Linked DNA regions of Homo sapiens: region 2 is linked to region 1. Evidence: chromatin loops called from intact Hi-C (ENCODE). Cell type or tissue: mammary epithelial cell. All regions are shown on one strand. Links, peaks and the distances in the headings refer to the core of each region. The heading gives the core; the rest is flanking DNA.

Evidence for each region. Peaks named below come from ENCODE experiments on the same cell type or tissue, not always from the same donor. Only the 100,000 strongest peaks of a DNase experiment are listed, where the experiment ranks them.
Region 2: a loop joins it to region 1, with 2.4 times the contacts of the local background. A loop is called at or near these places in 4 of 110 quality-filtered maps.

Annotation. Positions count from the first base shown.
Region 1 is chr3:188,852,403-188,857,784 of GRCh38, forward strand. The region is part of intron 9 of LPP (LIM domain containing preferred translocation partner in lipoma); the gene reads left to right. Among named protein-coding and RNA genes, the nearest start is that of TPRG1-AS1, 93 kb to the right of the region's middle. In mammary epithelial cell, for the core only: no CTCF peak of the experiment used is centred there; DNase peaks (open chromatin) are centred at 2,189 and 2,539; H3K27ac peaks cover 2,408 bases.
Region 2 is chr3:188,898,043-188,903,424 of GRCh38, forward strand. No RefSeq gene overlaps it. Among named protein-coding and RNA genes, the nearest start is that of TPRG1-AS1, 47 kb to the right of the region's middle. RefSeq lists an enhancer at 2,229-3,428. In mammary epithelial cell, for the core only: no CTCF peak of the experiment used is centred there; DNase peaks (open chromatin) are centred at 2,489 and 2,629; H3K27ac peaks cover 2,452 bases.

The sequences.
Region 1 (5,382 bases), core at 286-5,285:
GTTTGAATGTGTCCTTTAAGTTAATGTGTTGGAAACTTAATTCCCAATGCAACAGTGTTGAGAAGTGGGGTATAATAAGAGATGATTAGGTTATGAGGGCTCTCCCCTTATGAATGGATTGATGCCATTATTTTGGAAGTAGGTTAGTTATTGAGAGAGTAGGATGTTATAAAGTGAGTTTGACTCCCTCTTGCTCTCTTGCTGTCATCCTCTCTTGACCTTCTGCCTTCTGCCCTGGAATGACACAGTATGAAGGCCCTCACCAGATGCTGGCACCATGATCTTGGACTTCCCACCCTCCATTATCATAAACCAAGTAAATTTATGTTGTTCAAAAGTGACACAGTCAGTGGTATTGTATTATAGCAACACAAAGCAAACTAAGATAGCAACTGAGGACTTCAAAGGTATGTATTTCAAGAGAAAACTATATCACATTTTAAGATTAGCATTAGGAGGGCTGGGTGTGGTGGCTCACTCCTGTAACCCCAGCACTTTGGGAGGCCAAGGCAGGTGGATCACCTGAGGTCAGCAGTTCGATACCAGCCTGGCCAAACATGGTGAAACCCCATCTCTACTAAAAATACAGAAAAAAAAAATTGGTGAGCACAGTGTCGGGCACCTGTAATCCCGGCTACTCAGGAGGCTGAGGCAGGAGAATCGCTTGAACCCGGGAAGTGGAGGTTGCAGTGAGCCGAGATTGTGCCAGTGCACTACAGACTGGGCAAAAAGAGGGAGACTCTGTCTCAAAAAAAAAAAAGGTTAGCATTAGAAGTCAGGCAGCATCACTGCTATGACATTCTCTTGGCCAGGCAGTTGCATAGGTTCTCCCAAGACCTCACCTCTTAGTGGTGGACTGTTAGTATCACATTGTGAGATGGGATGTGTTTTGGTGTAGTCATCTTTGAAAATTACAACTTGCCATAGCATATGAACAGATAACACTATACTTGGGTTCTCTGCTATGGTGCTGTGAAAGAACAGAAGAGGAGAGTGATTAACAGAAGAGGTAACATTCACATATCATGGGCCATATAATTTGATGTATGTAACTTGTTAAGGAAATACGTTCAAGGCAGGGGCAACAGCAGGTGGAAAGGCATGAAAGAACAATGAGCACAAAGTGTTTAAAAGCTTGGGTTGACAGGAACAAAGACTGAGTTGTAGGAGAGGTGACAGGCTAGGGGCCTAGACAGGGGAGGTAGGACAGCATCCTGAAGGGCCTTGAACATCAAGTTAAAACGTTTGGCTTTGGGGAGCAGTCACTGTCTTTAGAGCACAGGCATATAAACTGATCGTCTTTGGTAATCTCTTCCATCTACAATCTTTCTTTCCTTTGATAGTAAACATATCATCTCTGTTAAAGTTGCTTCCTAGCTTAAACTGAACACAGACTCCAAACCATTGAAGCACTTTAGATTTTTTTCTTTTTTTTTTTTCCTTTTCTTTTACTCACCACAAACAACTCTAGAATGGCATGCATTTGAACAAACCAAAAGTGATTTCACTCTTCTAATTTTCAGTGCTTTTTGGCTAAATGCAGAGTGAGAAATTCATACCTTTTTCAAGCAGTGTGGGTTCTTTTTCCCAATTTCTGTCATCCATCTGGTTCTCTGGAGGTCTTGGAATCCAGGAAAGTGTTAGTTCACTGTGCTGAAATCCAAAAAAGACTGCTAAACTGTGAAAGAAAATTTGCATTCCAGAGACACTGAAAGAGTTAGTCCACCACCCTTTTGCAACAGCAAGGAGAAAACATCTGTATTTCCTGCCTCTTTGTCTTTAAGCAGTTATAGAATGGAAAACCCTATACTCCCTGGCTGTGCGTTTCATACCTAGTTAATCTAAATCACTTTTGGCAGGGTGGGGGAGGAATCAAAACATGGAATTATTTTATTTCTAGTGTCAGAAAATATTACAGCCAAGATACTGTTTAAGGGAAGCAAATTACTTCACCAGCTTCCTTTTGAGCTCCTCATGAGGTTTAATTCTCATGAATGGGTCCTAGAGCCGACATTTGACATACACATCAGCAGTGCCCTCTTCGGAAGGGAACCGCACAGTCACAGCCATGATGTTGGCATGTCTTTATGGCCTTCCTAAGTCATGTGCTGTCTTTTGTCTTCCATTGGCAGAAATACAATTAGAAGGCCTTGTTCTCAACAGAAGCCAAATGATTGCCAAATCTGTTCAACTGATCTCTAGAGAATTGAAGTTAGCTCATGGCCCTCTGGCTGTTCTCTTTGCCACTCCCAGGAGTTATAGGCTTAAAGTTATCCCTTTCTTTTGAAAGAGGATCAAGTTTGGTTCAAAGAAGCTTTTCTATCATCCCCAGGAGTACAAAGAGAGCCCTTCCATGACCCTAGTTGTTTGGCTCAGACCACTTATAGCTTACTGTAATTTAGGAAGTAATTGTAATTCATAAAGCCAGGTAGATAATAAACATCTTGGCAGGGTTGAGTTTCAGGCAGCTCTGAAGGGAACCAACATGTGAGTGGAATGGTATTGGGAACATTTCTAGTCTCTGCTTGCAGATCTTGATTCTAATGGATGACTCAAACTGGTTTAATTCTGATCTGAAATGTGCAGGCAGGCAGTCATTACTCTGTATACACATAGCTGAAAACATCATCACTTAAGCATGGGTTTTAGACATTCTCCTGGATGAGTTAGTTACCCATGGTAGACAAATACTGTAAGTAAAAAGAGCATTCTCCTAATTTCTATGTTGTGTGATTAACTTCAGATCATTTATATTCCTGGAGAAATATGTAGCACTATTTTTTCTTTAAAAGATATATTCTTGCTGAGGTAGAATAAAGAACAGAAAAGTTGTAAGAGGCCTTAGATTTTAGGTTATTTAATGTCATTTAATTTTGTATTCAACCAATACTTACTGATTGCCTGTTATGTCTTAAGCGCTGCCGCAGAGGCTGCAAATGCAGTAGTGTCTTGAACAAACTAGTGTAAGATGAACAATAAGCATGGCAGAAGCATAGTAGCAACTAAATTCATGAAGTGATATCATAGTGATAAGCACTATGAAGAAAGCAACAGGATAAAGAGACAGAGTCTGGCTCTGGAGAGGGGGCTGCTGAAATAGTGTGGTGATGCAGGCCATCTGAGGATAGTAATGAAATTTGGGGGATGTCTATGGGAGTAGATGCTGTTGGATGAATCTTTGGAGTACTCCCAAATGATTGTTCATTCATTTACTTACTAAAATATTTACTGAGCTCCTTCTCTGTGCCCCAGGCATTGTTCTGGAAACTGAGGGTGATGCTTTGAACAAGACAAAGAACCATGCCCTATTGAAGCTTTTGTTCAGCCCTCAAATCACTCCATTTCAAGGGACCAAAAGCCCTATTAACTTAATTCCCTTATTTTATAGCTGACGGAATTTAGGCCCAGGGAGGAAATGCTTTGTACAAAACTCACTGCTGGTGGCTGACGTTGGCAAGACTGGAATACAGCCCTTGACTTCTGCTTTATTTCTCCTTGCCACTGAGCCATACAGAGTCTCTGTAACCATCTATGTCAGCAATTCTAGTTTAGTGCTGGGGTTGGTTAGCACTGTGACCCAAAGATAAGTCTTTTTCTCTATCAAGGCCTCATGTCTACTCTTAATAAAGGTAACAAAATTGAGGGTTGTTAAGATGGGGCTTCACAGGCGTGGGTACCAGGGGCTTTGTTGGACCTTGATTACGGTTAAGTCAAGAAAATGGACCTTGCCAAGTATAACTGCCGCAAACTAGACAGAGAACTGTATGAGACTTCTTATTGGCTCATAGACTTCTCTGTACACACTCTAAATGCATGGTATGTAACTACTCCATCACTTGATAGGCATTCCAGGTATGTAAACTAAATAAGATACATGGCAAGAAAAATTACCTGCTGAAGACAAAACAACAAAAACAAAATAATCTGTATTTTTCCAAACTCAATATTCAATATTCAAGGGAGTATGGGTACTTGTGTATATATTTTATACTTGTCTACTTCTCTCCAGTAATAAGAATGATAGAAGTTGGCTCAGTTGATTAGTCAGAGGCTGTTGAACCAAGATGTAGGGTCGATCCTTCTGTGTAACAGTAATTCTCTCCAGCGAAAAGAGCTTTATAACAATATCTTTATATCTATTTACATTCTTAAACAGTGCTTCTCCCATTTCTTATAATATTTAATTCTCATTGTTAAGAGATTGTTAAGGCAGAATACTTAGTATCCCATTCTATAGATGAGAAAATTGACACCCATGTAGCTTATGGAATTTTGTTCAAGGTGCTGTGAATTCCAGCTACTCTGGAAATTCACTGCCTCAATGAAACTGGTCTAAATGTTGGTTAATAGCCTCTATTTATAGGTTGCTGATAGTAGGAATTATGAAAGCTGGACCTAAGGCTTCCTAATGTGAGGCTTTGGATAGGATTATCTGCTCTGAGCTCTTAGCCAGAAGGCCCCCATATTTATCAGTGTGCAACAATCTTGTTTTGACAGCGACAAAACCCAAGTAGTGTCACATACTCAGCTTAACAATTTTTCATTGGCTATGTAAGTAATTATGTTAATTTTATCATATTCTTATTGTTAAGTGGGACAGAACACCAGGGAGATGTGTTGGTATTCAAAAAGGGACCTAGTGTGGGGTTGGGAGAAGAGCACTGCATAGAAACCATGCCATCTGCGTCCTGGACTTTTTCACAAAATAGTATATCACATTGGGCAAATATACCACAATAGGCAAATCAGCTTCACAAAATGCAGTGTCCTAGTATGTGAGGTGAGACAGTTGGACAAGATGATTCGGGGAATTTTTCAAGCTCAACCAAACTATGTATTTATGAGAGGCTATGGGAAATCTGCATGCTAAAGATTATTAACTGCATTCTGAATAATTGCCTTTATACAGAATAACGGAGAAAGATATCTGAGAAACTTGTTAATTGGAGGACAGTGTGAAGTAGAAGAATGAGCCTTTCTCTTTGTACTTTAGAAAACACAGGTTCAAATCCTGGCTGCATTTATAGCTGTGTGTCATGTAATGCGGAAAAGAATTCTACCATTCTACCTCCTATACCAGATTGCTCTGGAGATTAGACGGGCTCCTGTTTGTGTACATTTAGTAAACTTTAAGGATTGTACCAAATCAAAGTATCAGTTATTATTTTTGGTGTATAAAGGAATATAAATTACTTTTATGAAGAATTAAGAAATGTATGGATTTGGGGTATAATAAGGTTTACACAGAAGAAGAGCTTTTTCACAAAATTCCCAGGAAAGCAGGGGGAAACTCACTTAGAAATCTAGAAGCCCATTTTATATTATGACATTATCCAATTATCCCAGAGTATCATATACACAATTCCTTAGATAATCCATTTG
Region 2 (5,382 bases), core at 264-5,263, 46 kb after region 1:
GACAGGGTGTTACCATGTTGACCAGGCTGGTCTCGAACTCTTGATCTCAAGTGTTTCACCTGCCTAAGCCTCACAAAGTGTTAGGATTACCGGTGTGATTACCGGCCAGGTGCTCAATATATTCTTAATGACCAGTTTATCTGGGGACAAGCCTGCCTCAAGAGAGGGCTACAGAGAAGCCCAAATACTTCTCAACATTTTTAATACAAAATCCTAGAAGCAGCTCCTTTGATAAATGTAGATGAGGATAAATGGATAAATGGAAAACAAGGACTAGAGAGCAGAGCTCTGTGTGGGCCACATAATTTCAGGACACTGCCCCTGCCTCTTTACACACTTCTCTGCCTCCGGCATCTTTCATAAAAACTTTCTTTCATGAAATCTTTACTGCTTTTTTATTGTAAATAAGTATTCCCTCATTTGGGTTCCCATTACTATGCAAACTATCATTCCTTAGTTGCATACATGTCTGCATACCTATGCAATTGTCATGATTCCTCTGGCCAGAAAATTATCTTATTAACCTAAATGCTCCCAAAGTTTCTAGCATATCCTGGATAAGCTAGATATACTTATCCCAAATAAGTTATTATCCAATGGAATTAAATTGATTCTTCTTCAAGTTCACTCCAGATTCATGTCCAAAGCAAAGCATTCACCTCTTTCTGCCTTGCAAAGTCTGCTTAGGAAGTCAGTACATTCTCATGATTTCCCTAGGATGATGTAAAACTAATAGTGGTAGAGAATTCTGCATGAAGTGCCACAAGCAAGATTCCTAAATTCAGATCGGACAGCCTCCTTCACTCCTAATTCTCTAATAAAGGGGATGAGCACAGTAAACAGGAGGAAGAAAAGGAAGAAAAAAAGCAAAGACAAGGTAGTCATGTCAACAAAGTCTGCATGTCTGTTGGGTCACCCAGCGCCCAAATCTCAATTTTATCCTAGATCCCTCTTTCTCATTCCCACGCCCTATTCTTTCCTTCCCCTTAATATGGCTCTCTCCCTCACTTGGGCTTGGTCCATAACACCCTAGTCCAGGCTTCTGTTTCTCTAGGAAACCCTTCCAGAGTCCTCACTTATATCCCAGTCTCAGTTCTGTCCTTACCCCCTCATCACCATCTCTAAGCCATCCACCACTGCAGGCAGCCTGGCATTTCCAAGCCACAAATTGGACCCCACTGTCCCCCTGATCCCCTGATCCTATTTACTGTCTCTCCTTCACCCCTAAGACATGATCAAAATTCCTCAGCAAAACTTTGAAGTCTTCAGGTTATCTTATCTATTCCCACTTCTCCCCAACACACCTGCCATTAAAGTACATACCCTTCTCCAACAGATCTCACATCTCTGGGTAGACTGCTCCTTCCCCTTCCTTTCTGAGAATTATAAAAGAACTCTCGGCACATAATGCCTCCATCCTGAACCCCTGCTGGAAAAGACTTGACCAACCCTAGCATAGCTTCTGGCAACCCAAGGCTGCATCTCTGGGAAGACCTAGCCCATCTTTTAGTTGCTGTCTGAAAAACTTAGTAGTTGTAAAAAGAATTTACTGTATCTTCTAGCTGAGACTTGAGGAGAGGTCGCCGTCTCCCTCTTTCTTAGAGAATTTACTTTAAGGAGCTTGCAATTGTAAATCTTTCCTCTGTTACTTTGAGATGTATGTGTATGTGTCTCCTACAACCCAGGAGTGTCTTTCTCAAGGACCTGAAAGCAAAGCCATTCCTTTGAAAGGTAATCATCAGGAAGGATAGGGCCTTGGTCTCTAAATCTCCATGGGAGAATAGACTCCTAAAAAGCAGACACGGCTGGCTTCATCACATTTACACTGACCTGCCCTCCAACCCACTTTTTGTAACTGTTCACTTTCCTGACTGCTTGAGCTCACTCCCTGTCCCTACTCCTTCATTCTCCTTCTAAAACACCCAGTTACCTCCACACAATTGGGAACAGAGCTGAGCTTTTTTTCCCTACTGTCAGCGCTTACTGTGCAAGATTTATTTTCACCACTTTAACACGTCTGCCTTTGTTTATCTTTAACAATTCCGCACTCCAAGACCCAGCCCTCAGGTTACCGCCTCCAGGAAATCTCCTTTCTTTGGCCTCCAGGAAGGTGTTTGCCTCTCGTAAGTGTGCCTATGCAACTTGAAACACACATACACTAGGATAGTCATGTGAAACTAAAATTTCCTTTTCCTCTGGTCAAAATTCCATCTAGACTAAAGCCCTAAAGGTCGCAAATTGGGTTTTACTTATTCCCATATGCATGGTGCCAGGTATAGAACAGACCTTGAATAAATGCATATCAAGTGGAGACTTGAATGAATGAGGGAATGAGTGTCTGTGTGTGGGATTGTAAGGGTTAAGAGGCCTCTTTCTAGAGCTGTCCCTGTAAAAAATGGAGACCCAGAGGTGTGGTTGCAGAGCAGGAGCAAGGCAATTACCCTTCTCCAGGAGGAGATGAAGACAGACCAGTGTGGACTTGCCCTTCGTTGCCTCTGAGATGTTTTCCATTCCATTTCTACCCTTCCCAAATCTTTGTTAGTTTGTACGCAAGATCTTTTTCCTCCAGGGCTGTGAAGAACTATTTTCTGTTATTTATTGTAATGGGGTGGGGAGAAGTGAGGGGACTCAAATCTTTTCAAACACCAGACAAAATTTGCCAGCTGAAAGGGCTTCATCTTGGCCATAACCAGATGAAAATGTGTGATGTCAAGCCAACCTAAGCTATCCCATTGTTTTTAAGTGTGACTAAATACTGACTAATATTACTTCCTCTGGCACTTTTCATTTTTTTTTTTTTTTTGACTCAGTACAATGGAAATGTTCCAGGCTGTTGTTATAGTTTGCTGTCTGGACAGAATGACTTCCTGCACATCATAACCACTTATGATGGAGAAAAATAGAAGGGGTGAGAATCCCAAAATTCCCAAGAATACCCCTAAGTTTAGCAATGGCTTTTGGCTTGGATTTTTGTTGTTTTTGTTGTTATGTTTTGTTCACAAAAGCAATAAAGAATACTGAAATCCAAGTTGGAAGGGACCTTGCCAAAGTTGCTCATTGAGGAGCCAACATTTTTCCGGCCATCCTGAGACCTGCAGTGTCGCCACGACATTCCCTGCCAAGCAGTTCAGACTGGTAAATTCTCTCTTTCTTCAGGAGTTCTGTTCCTTCAAAAACAAGCTCTCACACCTTTGGACTATTAGCACTCTCTTCTGCCTCCCTGCAGACTCTTCTTTTTAGCTCTGCCTTTTGGGAAGCAAGTGGTGTTTGAGGAAAGGAAAGTGATTCAGAGCCGTGTTCCATGCAGACTAGATCACTGGAGACACGATTGGTAGTGACTTTTCTCACAGAGGAAATGAAGAAGTAAGCAGAGCCTAAGCTCTGGGAATGTCTTCAGAGAGTGGAAACAAAGGATACTGTTTAAACGTGCGTCTGGAAGGTCAGATAAGTCCCTTCTCTCACATGTATGGCAGATGATAGATAACCAAAATTGTCTGATCCAAGCATTTCAGACTGAATGAAGTTCCAGTATGTTCTCCACTCCTTCTAAAACCAATAAGCCCCTGCCCCATCCAACTCCTAGGTTCAGTCTCTATTAGCTACCACTTTAGGCTATATGTTGAACAGTCATCACCCTCAGCTTTCTGCCTCTCCCAATCAATCTGGTGGCAGCACAGATCAGCTGTCCCGTGCCACCTTCAGAGAAAGCCTGCTATCCCTCTCAAAAAGATTTTCCTCCCATTATTGTTAGAAGCTAGAGCATTCACAAGGAGGTGCAGTACCCCTCTGAAAATCAATTAAAGCCCCTTTCAACTGTGGGATACGCTTTTCCCGGGGTGTGAGTCATTTCCATAACTCTGAGTTTCCACCAGTTTTAGGGTCAAAGAAAAAGCCAGCCCCCACAGGGCCTTTCAGCTCCCTGGGAATTTTAAGAAAAAGGATTCATTCCATGGCAGAGATGATTGCCTTCTTTTTAACTGCAATTGGTGGCCCAGAAACCACAGCCATCAAATGCAGAAGCTTTGCTAAATCATCACTATTTCAGCTACTAATTAGATCTAATGTTCACAGCAGAGGAGTCTGTGCGAGCAATAAACCACTTCTTCAAGTGATGAAACTTCCAAGTAAACACACTTTGATTACCACAAGAAACATTCCCTTGCACAGGTTTTTTGAGCCAATGAATAGAACCCCCCAGACATGGCTCCATAAATGGAGTAGCAGTAGACTGGAACTCTGGATGAGCACAGACAACCCTGTCTCAATTAGTCAGTCCCCTGCTCTACCTTTTGGGTTCTGGCAAGATGCCTCCAAGGGCCATATATGTGACAAAGTAAATTTTAGTTAACAGCAAATTCGCTGGGTATACCATGAGACGACACTGCCTGAAGGCTTGGGCCATCCAGTGAGAAAATCATCTGCTACTTCTGGGGTGTAGGGTCGCAGGTCCCTTGGACCCAATGTAAGGGAGTAGGTTTAGAGAAAGGGACCGTAGTGGCAAGGAAACCTGAGGCACTGTGCTAAATACTTTTTTACATTAGTTATCGCATAGCAAAAATATTGGCATTGGCTCCAGAACATTCTCAGAAGTGCTCACTTGATGTGCCTTTAATAACCTGATTGATTCTTTTTACATTGTATCTATAGACCAAAACATCACATTGTACCCCATAAATATACACAATTATTGTCAATCAAAAATAAATTAATAAAAAATTATGCAAGATCTACATGTTCATTGAAGAAAAAATAGAAAATACAAACAAGCAAAAAGAAAGTCTTTCATAAACCTGTTGTCTAAAGTGGGGTTTTTCAACCTTGACACTAGGGATATTTTGGGCTGGATAATGCTTCATTGTGAGGACTATCCTTGCATTGAGGACATTGAGTGGTATCCCTGGCCCCTACCCACTAGATGTCATTAGCACAGCCTCCCCACATTTGTTAACAACCAAAAATGTCACCAAAAATTGCCACATGCCACCTAGGAGCAAGATCACTCTCACTGAAAATCATTTTAGAGATAACCAGTGACGCCATTTTCCTGGCCTTTTTTCCTGCATATATGTATGCATATATGTATGTGTTTATATTTGTATACACACATATATCTTTTTTTTTTTTTTTTTTTTTTTTTGAGACAGAGTTTTGCTCTTATCGCCCAGGCTGGAGTGCAGTGGTGGGATCTTGTCTCATGGCAACCTGCACCTCCCGGGTTCAGGCGATTCTCCTGCCTCAGCCTCCCAAGTAGCTGGGATTACAGGCGCCCTCCACCACGCCCAGGTAATTTTTTGTATTTTTAGTAGAGACGGGGTTTCACCATGTTGGCCAGGCTGGTCTCGAACTCCTGATCTTGTAATCCTCCTGCCTCTGCCTCCCAAA